2 separate regions of the Homo sapiens genome follow, and region 2 is linked to region 1. The links are chromatin contacts, found by Hi-C or POLR2A ChIA-PET in ENCODE. All regions are on one chromosome and are shown on one strand. Each heading gives the region's core, a stretch centred on a gene start or an enhancer-like site at or near the end of the contact. The rest is flanking DNA. Distances are from core to core; before and after follow the strand shown. Region 1 holds the start of ZDHHC21 (zDHHC palmitoyltransferase 21). Region 2 holds the start of CCDC171 (coiled-coil domain containing 171).

Region 1 (4,693 bases), core at 1-2,500:
AATCTAAAGAGTTGGAAGAATTTAATATTACACCAAAAGCCTTTTAATCCAGGAATGGCGCATACTAAGCAGTCATCAAATGGTGACTGTTATTAATATTATTCTTACCACAAGGAAAGCAGTGAATTTTTAAAAGTGCATATATTAGCATAGTAGGCTGAGGACCTATTTAACACATCTTTTTAAATTGCACTTAATTATCCTTAGTCGCCTTTGGACTGTAACTTTACAATATAATTTATGACCCGCCCACAATGACCTTGATTTTTTTTTCTCTTCTACTTTTAGAGACTGCTATATTGCAATATTTTAAAGTAATAATTGGTCATGTCCTCTCAGCCCTGGTGATACAGACATCCACCCTGACTCTCAAGGGATCTTAAAATGTGACCCACATATAGCTTGAAAAAGACCGTAACTTAAATGGACTCTGCAGTTACAATCCAGCGACCTGTTACAGTGAACAGTAACAAGTGCAAACTGCTGCCATCCATAAGCCATTTTCCGAAAACCTCTTTGGATCAAGAGGAGAGGAGTGAGAAGGTCAATAAAGGAGCAAACTGTTTGTCCTCTCTGCAGCTTCACACCAGAAGTCTGGAATGAATGAAAAGCTCTGGAATAGCACAGAGAAACCCGGGATCCCAGTGCAGGTCTCCAGACGGGGGTGCGGGGAGAGAAACTGTAGTTTACAAGCGAGAAACTCAGGATACAGATTTAAAATAAATAAATAAATAACTAGCCAACATCGTCTCGACTAGAGCAGGAACCCCCCACCCCCAGTTGAGGGAGGAGCACTTAGCAAGGGGCTGTAGCTCTAGCAGAAGACGCTCTGAAAAAGGCCAGGCCTGGGGCGGGGAGGCACCGAGAAACCCCCGGGTTCCAAACAGAGCAGGTGCAGGGGGCGTGCAGGAACAGGTGAGGGCGTCCCGGCGCGGAGGAGCGGCGGGCGGGCCCGGCAGAGCGGAGCGGGGGCCGGGGATGGGGGTGGGGGTGCGGATGGGGATGGGGGTGGGGGCGGCCGCTTCGCCCCCGCGCCTGCACACTCACCGTCGCCGCTGGCTCGCCTCTCGCTGCCGCCGCTCTCCCGACCGCCAGCAGCTCTTTCCCCTCCTCCTGCCGCGCCACCTCCGCCTCCTCCGGCGCCGCCGCCCAGGCCGGGCCGCTCTCCCCTTCCGCTTCCGGGAGCCTGAGGGCCTGGACCGGCCGAGTGGGTGTCCGCATGCCCGCGCGCCCGCGTGGGGAGGGACGACTGCCGCCGTCGCCGTCTCGCTTAGCTCCCGGGAGCCGCGATGGGAGCCGCTGAGGGCCGAAACTCCTGCAATCGCGCCGCAGCCCCAGAGCCGCGGACCCAGGCAGACCGCACTCTCCAGAGCGCTTGCACCTGGCGCGCCTGGGCGCCTCTGCCCCTCCCCAGCCCTACTTGAGCCGTCCTTCTCATTGTCCCCATATCCTCACTGCTCACCTCTCCCGAGAGACAGGATGGGGGCCTTAGCTTAAAAGATTGCATGTATCCTTTCTTCGGGGGATGTGGCCAGCAGGCCTCTCTCCCCGCAGGTGTTCTGGGATGTCCCATGGTACCTTGCTTCAAAGCGCGGTCTGCAGCATCAGCATCCTCTGGGAACTCACAATCTTTGAAATGCACAATTTCAGGCCTGCTGAATCAGTACATGCACTTCAGCAAGATCACCAGGTGACTCCTGGGGTGCACCGTAAAGATGGAAAAGCATTGCACTGTAGTGCATGGTCTCGTCCACTTCAGACCCTCTATTGGGTTGCCTCAGACATCCCAGGATATTTCCTGTTCCTGTCCTCAACCTAAATCCACACCCAAACAATCTTTTCTTATATTTTGGGAGACCTCCAAAAGTTTCCTGCTTTCCCATCCCTGCAAAAGCCGACAACTTTTGGACTCAGCGATGCAAGTAATCCACCTCTCAGTCTAACTTGGTATCTTCACCAAACACCAGAGATCTACTAACTTTCCCACCTCACTCCGGCTGAACAGTATTTGGGGAAGGTTAAACCGTTTGCAGTAATGTGGAGCTAGATCTTTCTGCCCACGTGCCACAGGAGGAGACAGTGTGTTGGTGGAAGAAATATTACCTGTTGTATAAAATCTGTATTCCTTATAAGATGTGCTTAAAAGCCCTCCACAGACACATCCCTACCTACCTCTCCAGTCTTAGCTCCAACTAATTTGGTTCATTTCCCCATTCTAGAATGCCCTGCTCTCTGATGATCTTAACCCTATCCAGATTTGAGAGTGGAAATCTTGCCAAACCAGAGTTCTCTCACCACTGCCCTTATATAGTGCACATTGTTGCCTGTTTGGGGCCTCATATTACCTTGTATTGCTAAGGATTTTTAAACATGTTGTGTCCTGGTTTCTGAACTAATTATAAACACCTTGTGACCTTAAAAACTTTGGTCAGTGGTTATCAAAGTGGGATCCCTAGACCAGCAGCATCGGTATCACCTGTCAACTTGTGAGAAATCCATATTCTTTTGCCCCATCCCAGATCTACTGTAGTAGAAACTGTTTAGGTGTAGCCCAGCAATCCGTGATGTAACAAGCCTTTTAGGTGATCCTAATACACACTCAAGTTTTAGAATTACTGACCTAGATTACTAGATATTCCCAAAAGAACCCAGTGGTAGGAATTGATTTACCCATAAGCAGATTTTATTGCCTTTCAGGTTAACAAATACACTCCCCGATATATGCATAGCGAGGTTGAAAGACTAGTCACGATTGCTTTTGATAGAATTACCTTTATTTTTCATAAATCATTTGATGTAGTAGGATTTTTGTAACTTTCTCTGTTTGAAAAGAAGGAGATATTTCATATAAACAATCACTTTGAAGGAAGAGGAAATGTGGAATCCTCCCACCGGAATCCAGCTACCTGATTGCGTATTCAATGTGAATCCCTTCTACCCAAATCCAGCTACCTGATTGCATATTAAATGTGGACTCCTCCCTACCCGAATCCAGCTACCAGAATTGCATATTAAATGTAAAATCCCCCCCCCACCCAAATCCAGCTACCCAATTGCATATTAAAAGTAGAATCCCCTCCACCTGAATCCAGCTACATGAATTGCATATTATTTTGCTTTCTCTTCAGATACCCCTGTGAGAGGGAATAATTTGTGACAAGTGATCTCAAAACTGCCAAAATAAGAATTAGTTGACAGGTCCATGATTGCACATGACAATTGGAAGTGCATGGATTTTTCAGTCCCTTTTTAAAATAAGTTAGCCTGTCTTTTATCAGCCAAATCAATTCCACAGAGAATTTTTAAGCAAGGGAATAGGAGAGAAGAGGCAGGAGAAACATCCTTAAAAACATGAACCTTTTTAGCATGGGCATTTCATGAGTATAATCAAAGGCCTGCCTATCCCTTACACTGAAGGTCAAGTCATCTGGTTCTATCATTCATGCTAATCATTGGTTATATTGTATTGCAACCCATACATTCAGGCACCTGGGTAACAATAAGGGGGTGAGGGAGATGTGGCATCAGGTAATCTTTTGAAAAGATTTTCTATTTACTGGGTATATTATGGAAAGACGATATAGATCGTACCATATTTTTTCCCTCCAGAATTCTAATCTACTTCATGGGGCCTGGGACAAACTGAAATGTGATTATTAATCAAACTAATATTTATCTGGAAGTAGAAAAAGTAGACAAGGACAAGTAGCATTGCTGCCACTGCCAACCAAGCTTCTAACAAAGGCACACTCAGGGCATTTATGAGGGTAAACACAGCCAACTCCTGTGCTTCTGTGCCGTGACTAGGGAGGATCTGGATTTTAGTGCAATTTCCAAAAATCAGTGCAGTCCAGAGTTTAATCAGTACTGGCTAATAGCCCTTGGCAGCTTTGGATGGATGGCATTCTCCACCTGCCCAGCTGGGTACCATGCCTTAAGCACCCATATTTGATGCACATTCATGATTTCTTGGTTGCCTATAGTTGTCTCTCCCATCTGTTTGAGTGGCAGAGTGCCTGTGCCATAACAATCTAATATTCTAAAAGTTGTTCTTAACCTCTTCTCTTTTGGGTTACACATCTCTTTGAGTATCTGATGAAAGTTGTGGACCCCAGCAAAGTACACATATACACAAATACACACACACACACACACACACACACATATATACACACACACATACAGGAACATATATATTTATATATATGAAATTTATATATATGAAGTTTCACAAGTTGCCCCACCTTCCTATGCCTCCAAAGGATCACAGCGAAGCCAGGAACTTCAGGCTAAGAAATATCCCTAGAATGTAGAGAGTAGGTAAAATAAACATTTTTCCCCAAATATCAAGGAAAACTGCAAAACAAACAAACAAAAACGACTGTGTGCTTAGGAGAAAAAAACAATAGCAGTGCTAAACAGAGTTACAAGGAAAGTTTTATGGAAGTGCTAATGAAGAAACTAGTAATTTCCATGGGATAGTTCAAGGGTGGCTTCTTGGAGAATGGTTCCTGTATCAGGCAAGTGAGAATAGGATTTTGATTGGGGGAAAGGAGGGAAAGAAATTTCAGGACAGAGGAAAGTGTAAGCAAAAACATAGAGAAATGAAAGTGCAAGAATCCCTCTGGTGTGGCTCAAAGGTAGGATACATGGAAAGAGAGAGGGCTGGAAATGTGGAACAGATTCCAAGCAT
Region 2 (4,693 bases), core at 1,026-3,525, 860 kb after region 1:
TGATGTAGAAATTCCTCTGTGATCTGGGTTCTGCATATTTCTCTAGCCTCATCGCTCACACCTCCTTTGCACAGACAGCTTTTTCCAGCTTTTCAAATGTCTGGTGCTGGTTCTTATGCTGGTGTTTGCAGCTTCCGTGTCTTCCTTCTAGTTCCTTGTTAGCTTCATAAATCTTTAACGGTCTTCTTAAACTAAGCTCAAAGTTCTTTTCTATGAATCATTTCTGGGAGCTCAGGGTTGATATCAATATTCCCCTGTATTTCTATCATCTAGCTCCATGTTGGGTACATAGTCTGTATTCTGTAAATGCTGAATGAACAAATAAATGAAAACGGGTCTTCACATCACATCCATTTTTCATTTCAAAAACATACAATATAGTACATAGCATTTATTCTTGCGATACAATATTCACTTTTGTGACTTTGTTAAAACACAAATAATTTTTTTTTTTTTTTTTTTGAGACGGAGTCGCGCTCTGTCGCCCAGGCTGGAGTGCAGTGACGCAATCTCGGCTCACTGCAAGCTCCACCACCCGGGTTCACGCCATTCTCCTGCCTCAGCCTCCCGAGTAGCTGGGACTACAGGCGCCCGCCACCACGCCCAGCTAATTTTTTTTGTATTTTTAGTAGAGACAGGGTTTCACCGTGTCAGCCAGGATGGTCTCGGTCCCCTGACCTCATGATCCGCCCACCTCGGCCTCCCAAAGTGCTGGGATTACAGACGTGAGCCACCGCGCCCGGCCAACACAAATGAAATTTTAAGTAGTTCCAGCTACTCAGGAGGCTGAGGCAGGAGGATGGCTTGAGTCCTGAAGGTCTAGGCTGCAGCGAGGCGTGATTGTGCCGCTGTACTCTAGCCTGGGCAACAGAGAACAACCCTGTTTCAAAAAAAAAAAAAAAAAAAAGAAAAAGAAAAAAATAAAATTTAAAAATATTTTTTAAAGCTTGTAACATAAAAGTTCTAATCTCATTAGTCAGTTGTAATTTTCCATTTCATTTCTAAACTTTAGAGTGGGCTATTTTTTCCCTTTATTTCCTCTGGAGCAATTGTCCTCTTTATGGCTCTAGTAAAAAGAATCAGGGACAGGCCTCCGTTTTAGATGTAAATGACTAAAATCAAACCAATTAAGGTTTCAGTGCTACAAGAATCAAGGAGGTTTTAATCTCAATTTGTGTTTGCATTTATGACCGTTGGCTCTCCCATGGGAGAGAGAAAAGACGGCCCCTACACCTGGTTTCAGGTTGATTACAATCAACAAGGACCCAGTTTAGTATAGAAGGCTCGTTTTGCATTAAACACCTTTTTGTGCAGAGGAGGTGGTGGTGGTGAAGATAAAAATCTTTGACCAAATCCTGTCAATTTGCATTGTTCTCTGGAAGAATAGGCTTTCAAAAGTTAAGGAACAAAAGAGGAGTTGGTTTTCCAGTCTCCCTTAGGCGGCAGCAGATTGTGAAGCAGCCACCGGGAGGAACCAAAGTATAAATTATCAATAAGAGGACGGTGTGTGTGTGTGTGTGTGTGTGTGTGTGTGTGTGTGTGTGTGTGTCAGAGAAAAGTGAGAGAAGCGAGGAAAGAGATAGGGAACACACATGCTAAGGCTCCGAGGCGTTTTCCACGATGTGCCTGGTTACGTAATGTTGATAATGAAACGCACTGCAAGCAGCATCAATGCATTCTTCCGACCCTGCTCACCACTCCCAGCTGGGATACAATGGGGACGGGAAGAGGGGACAGGATGCCCTGTGCAGGCAGAGAGCTGTCCAGACAGAGGTAAACCAGGCAGTTGGGCAGAACCCGAGCCCAGAGAATTTCTCCCCAGGCCCCGGGACCAGCCCACCGTTGCTGTGGCTCTAAAGATGGGCAGAAGAACCAGTTTCAAAAAGCAGGATCTGGGATCCGACCTCTTAGGTTTTTATTCAGCAGGCAGGGAAAAGGGGTTAGAAGCTGGAAATCTGCATTTCCACTCGGCTCTGGCGACTGAGACAGGAACGCGGACACCTCACGCTGAAAAGCCACAGCAGCGCGTGGGCAGGGCGCACCCCCGCGCGGGGACGCGGAGCTCCTGGAGCGAGAGCGCGTGCGGTCGCGAGCCCGCCGCTCCCCAGCAACGGCGCATGCGCCCGTTCGTCCCTCAGCGAAGGCGCGCTGCTTGGCGGGCGGGCTCTTCCAATCCGAGCCAGCGTTCTCGGAGTACGTATCCAGGAGCTGCAAGCTGAGGGCTGCGGGAGGCGGGAGGAAAAAGTGGGGCCGGGCCTGAGTTGGGCTGACCTGTGAAAGTCTGGGAAGGTCTGCGAGAGAAGCGGAGTGTTTTCAGCTCCGGAAGTGGCAGTTGTAAACTTCACCTCCCGGGGGCTCTTCCCCTTCTGTACCCCTTTGCTGTTTGTCCCCCTCCTCCCGGGTCCTGGAGTCCGTCGTGTTCCAACAGTTTTTGCTCTTATTCCCGTGGGCTGCCTGGGCCTCCTTTCACCCGTGAGACTTGGAGCGGCCCCTGGGGTCTTGGGTGTGCAGCACGGATCACGCGAGACCCCTGAGGTAACCGCACGGTGTGGGGGCTTCGAGGCGGACGACTTGGGAGGGAGGTGTTGAGAGGGTTGTAGGGGCCCCTGAGTGAGTTTGGGGCGGCCCTGGGGCTGTTGGCGTAGGCTTTGGGGCACGCCTCCAGCTCCCTGGGCTGGGTCTCCCCGCCCACCTGGAGGAAGATCTCCGTGGAGCATCCTAGCCAGAGATCGCTGAGGCTGTACCAGAGCGCCGGATGGGGACCAGAGGGGAGGCAGAGGACCGGGATTTGGAGCTTCTTAGGGTTACTGCTGCGGAGCGCTTTCGTTCCCGAGAATCAGTAAGCCCCTCGAGGATAGGGACCACGTCTTTCAGCCCGCTCTCCCCTTTTTAAATGCCGGCCACACACTAGACACTCTACAGATGTTTGATAAACGGGAATGAGTTGTGCTAGACTGTCACCTGCAGCTTCTACCTACCCTCCAGGACTCTGAGAGACTTAGAATCTGAGTCAGCTGTGCGTTTTCCCGAAGCTGTAAATTTTCTGCAGAAATGGAGCCGACTTTTTGAATTTTTTTATTCCATTATGATATTGATCCTAAGAAAATACATATTTCATGTATACATTTTAGGTAAATGAGATAAATACGTCTTTATTTTGTTTATTAGAGTTGGTGTCCAGCTCTTTTGAATACATGACATACCGATGTTTTATGGTTTTCATAATATTGGAGAAAAGAACATACGATTTTGTCACTTTTTTTTTTTTTTGAGATGGAGTCTTGCTCTGTCACCCAGGCTGGAGTGCAGTGGCGCGATCTCGGCTCACTGCAAGCTCCGCCTCCCGGGTTCACGCCATTCTCCTGTCTCAGCCTCCCCAGCAGCCGGGACAACCGGCGCACGCCGCCACGCCCGGCTAATTTTTTTGTATTTTTAGTGGAGACGGGGTTTCACTGTGTTAGCCAGGATGGTCTCGATCTCCTGACATCGTGATCCGCCCGCCTCGGCCTCCCAAAGTGCTGGGATTACAGGCGTGAGCCACTGCGCCCGGCATGTCACTTATTTTATTTAACTGTTAGTTCCTACTCTCAACAAAACAGTGGTAGAGCAGAAGATGAACATGGTTTTTCATAAAATGCAGAGGAAACAAAGGCAGTGCAACCTGCTAAGAGGAAAGATGAAGGGCATAGTCTTAGTTTGTAGCTTTCTGTGTTAGTCTTGGGGCTCAGCCATTTATGAGCTGCGTCCCCACAGGCAAACCACCTAACCTTCCTAGGCGTTAGGTTCTTTATCTGTCAGATAAGGAGGAAGGACTTAGTCTCTAAAGTCTCATTTGATTCTAAAACGTTTTGGTTGTCTCAGTCCCTTGGTCTTGGTCTTGTTTTGATGTAAGAACCAAACTTCCCCTTTAAAGGTTGATTATGTACCTATGCTGAGAAACACTTCCAACACAGGTGTGGTTACTAATGAAGACAGCACTGCGTAGTGAAAGAGGATGGACTTAGCCAGATGTGGATTTGAATTCTCATTTTCCGGCTGAATATTTTTACACAAATTATTCAACATCTCCAAGCCTCAGTTTTCTTATCTGTGAAATGTGCATAATCTCATAGAGATGTTGGGATTAAATGAGATCAGGAATGCTGATCTCAGTATCTGGCATATAGTAAGTGGCTCAATAATAGGAATTTCTATTTTTTCATCCACCCATCCCTCGTTTTTCCTCTGATCTGTGCAGACACACTGAAAGATGAGTGCATTTGGGATGACCAACTGAAGGACTCAGATGTAAGGTAGAAAAATTTTTTACCAGTAGTGGCTCCGAAATCTAAAGTAGATTCGCCTTTCTGGCTGGCACCTCCTCTCAGGATGTCGGGATCACTGATCCCTTGGCCTCAATTACCCTTTTATCTATTTTTAAAAATGCTTCTCATTGATGAATGATACACATAATATCCCATCATCTATTTTAGTAGGAATGGTGAGATTAGTTCAACTCCACTATCAAAAAAAGATTAATCTATTAATACATTAACATAAAAAGCTAATTTGAACCTTGCCTTTCTTTATCTATTACTGCTACAGGATGGCCTGGTTTTGGTCCAGAACTGTGAAGGTGCTATCTGGATTGAGAATCGACTGAAGGTCTGAGTAATCTTTTGTTGAGAAGGCCATGGCTTGTCAGTTTCGATAC

Evidence for each region. A loop is a pair of places that touch in the nucleus more often than their neighbours do. ChIA-PET counts read pairs that join two places held with the same protein, here RNA polymerase II (POLR2A). Pooled maps may share reads with other maps.
Region 2: a loop to region 1 is called in a map of OCI-LY7, with 9 times the contacts of the local background. The contact joins the promoter of CCDC171 here to the promoter of ZDHHC21 in region 1. A Hi-C loop is called at or near these places in 1 of 168 maps with a recorded cell type or tissue (OCI-LY7), 2 of 37 single-sample maps with no recorded cell type and 9 of 50 pooled maps. POLR2A ChIA-PET finds 5 or more read pairs at or near these places in 1 of 52 experiments (BJ).

Annotation. Positions count from the first base shown.
Region 1 is chr9:14,692,182-14,696,874 of GRCh38, forward strand. It overlaps ZDHHC21 (zDHHC palmitoyltransferase 21), which reads right to left and starts at 1,251. Exons shown (of 10, transcript NM_178566.6): 1 at 1,048-1,251. RefSeq lists silencers at 893-1,032, 1,113-1,182 and an enhancer at 1,256-1,756.
Region 2 is chr9:15,550,768-15,555,460 of GRCh38, forward strand. It overlaps CCDC171 (coiled-coil domain containing 171), which reads left to right and starts at 2,276. Exons shown (of 26, transcript NM_173550.4): 1 at 2,276-2,535. RefSeq lists enhancers at 1,873-2,518, 2,414-2,583 and silencers at 1,974-2,033, 2,044-2,133.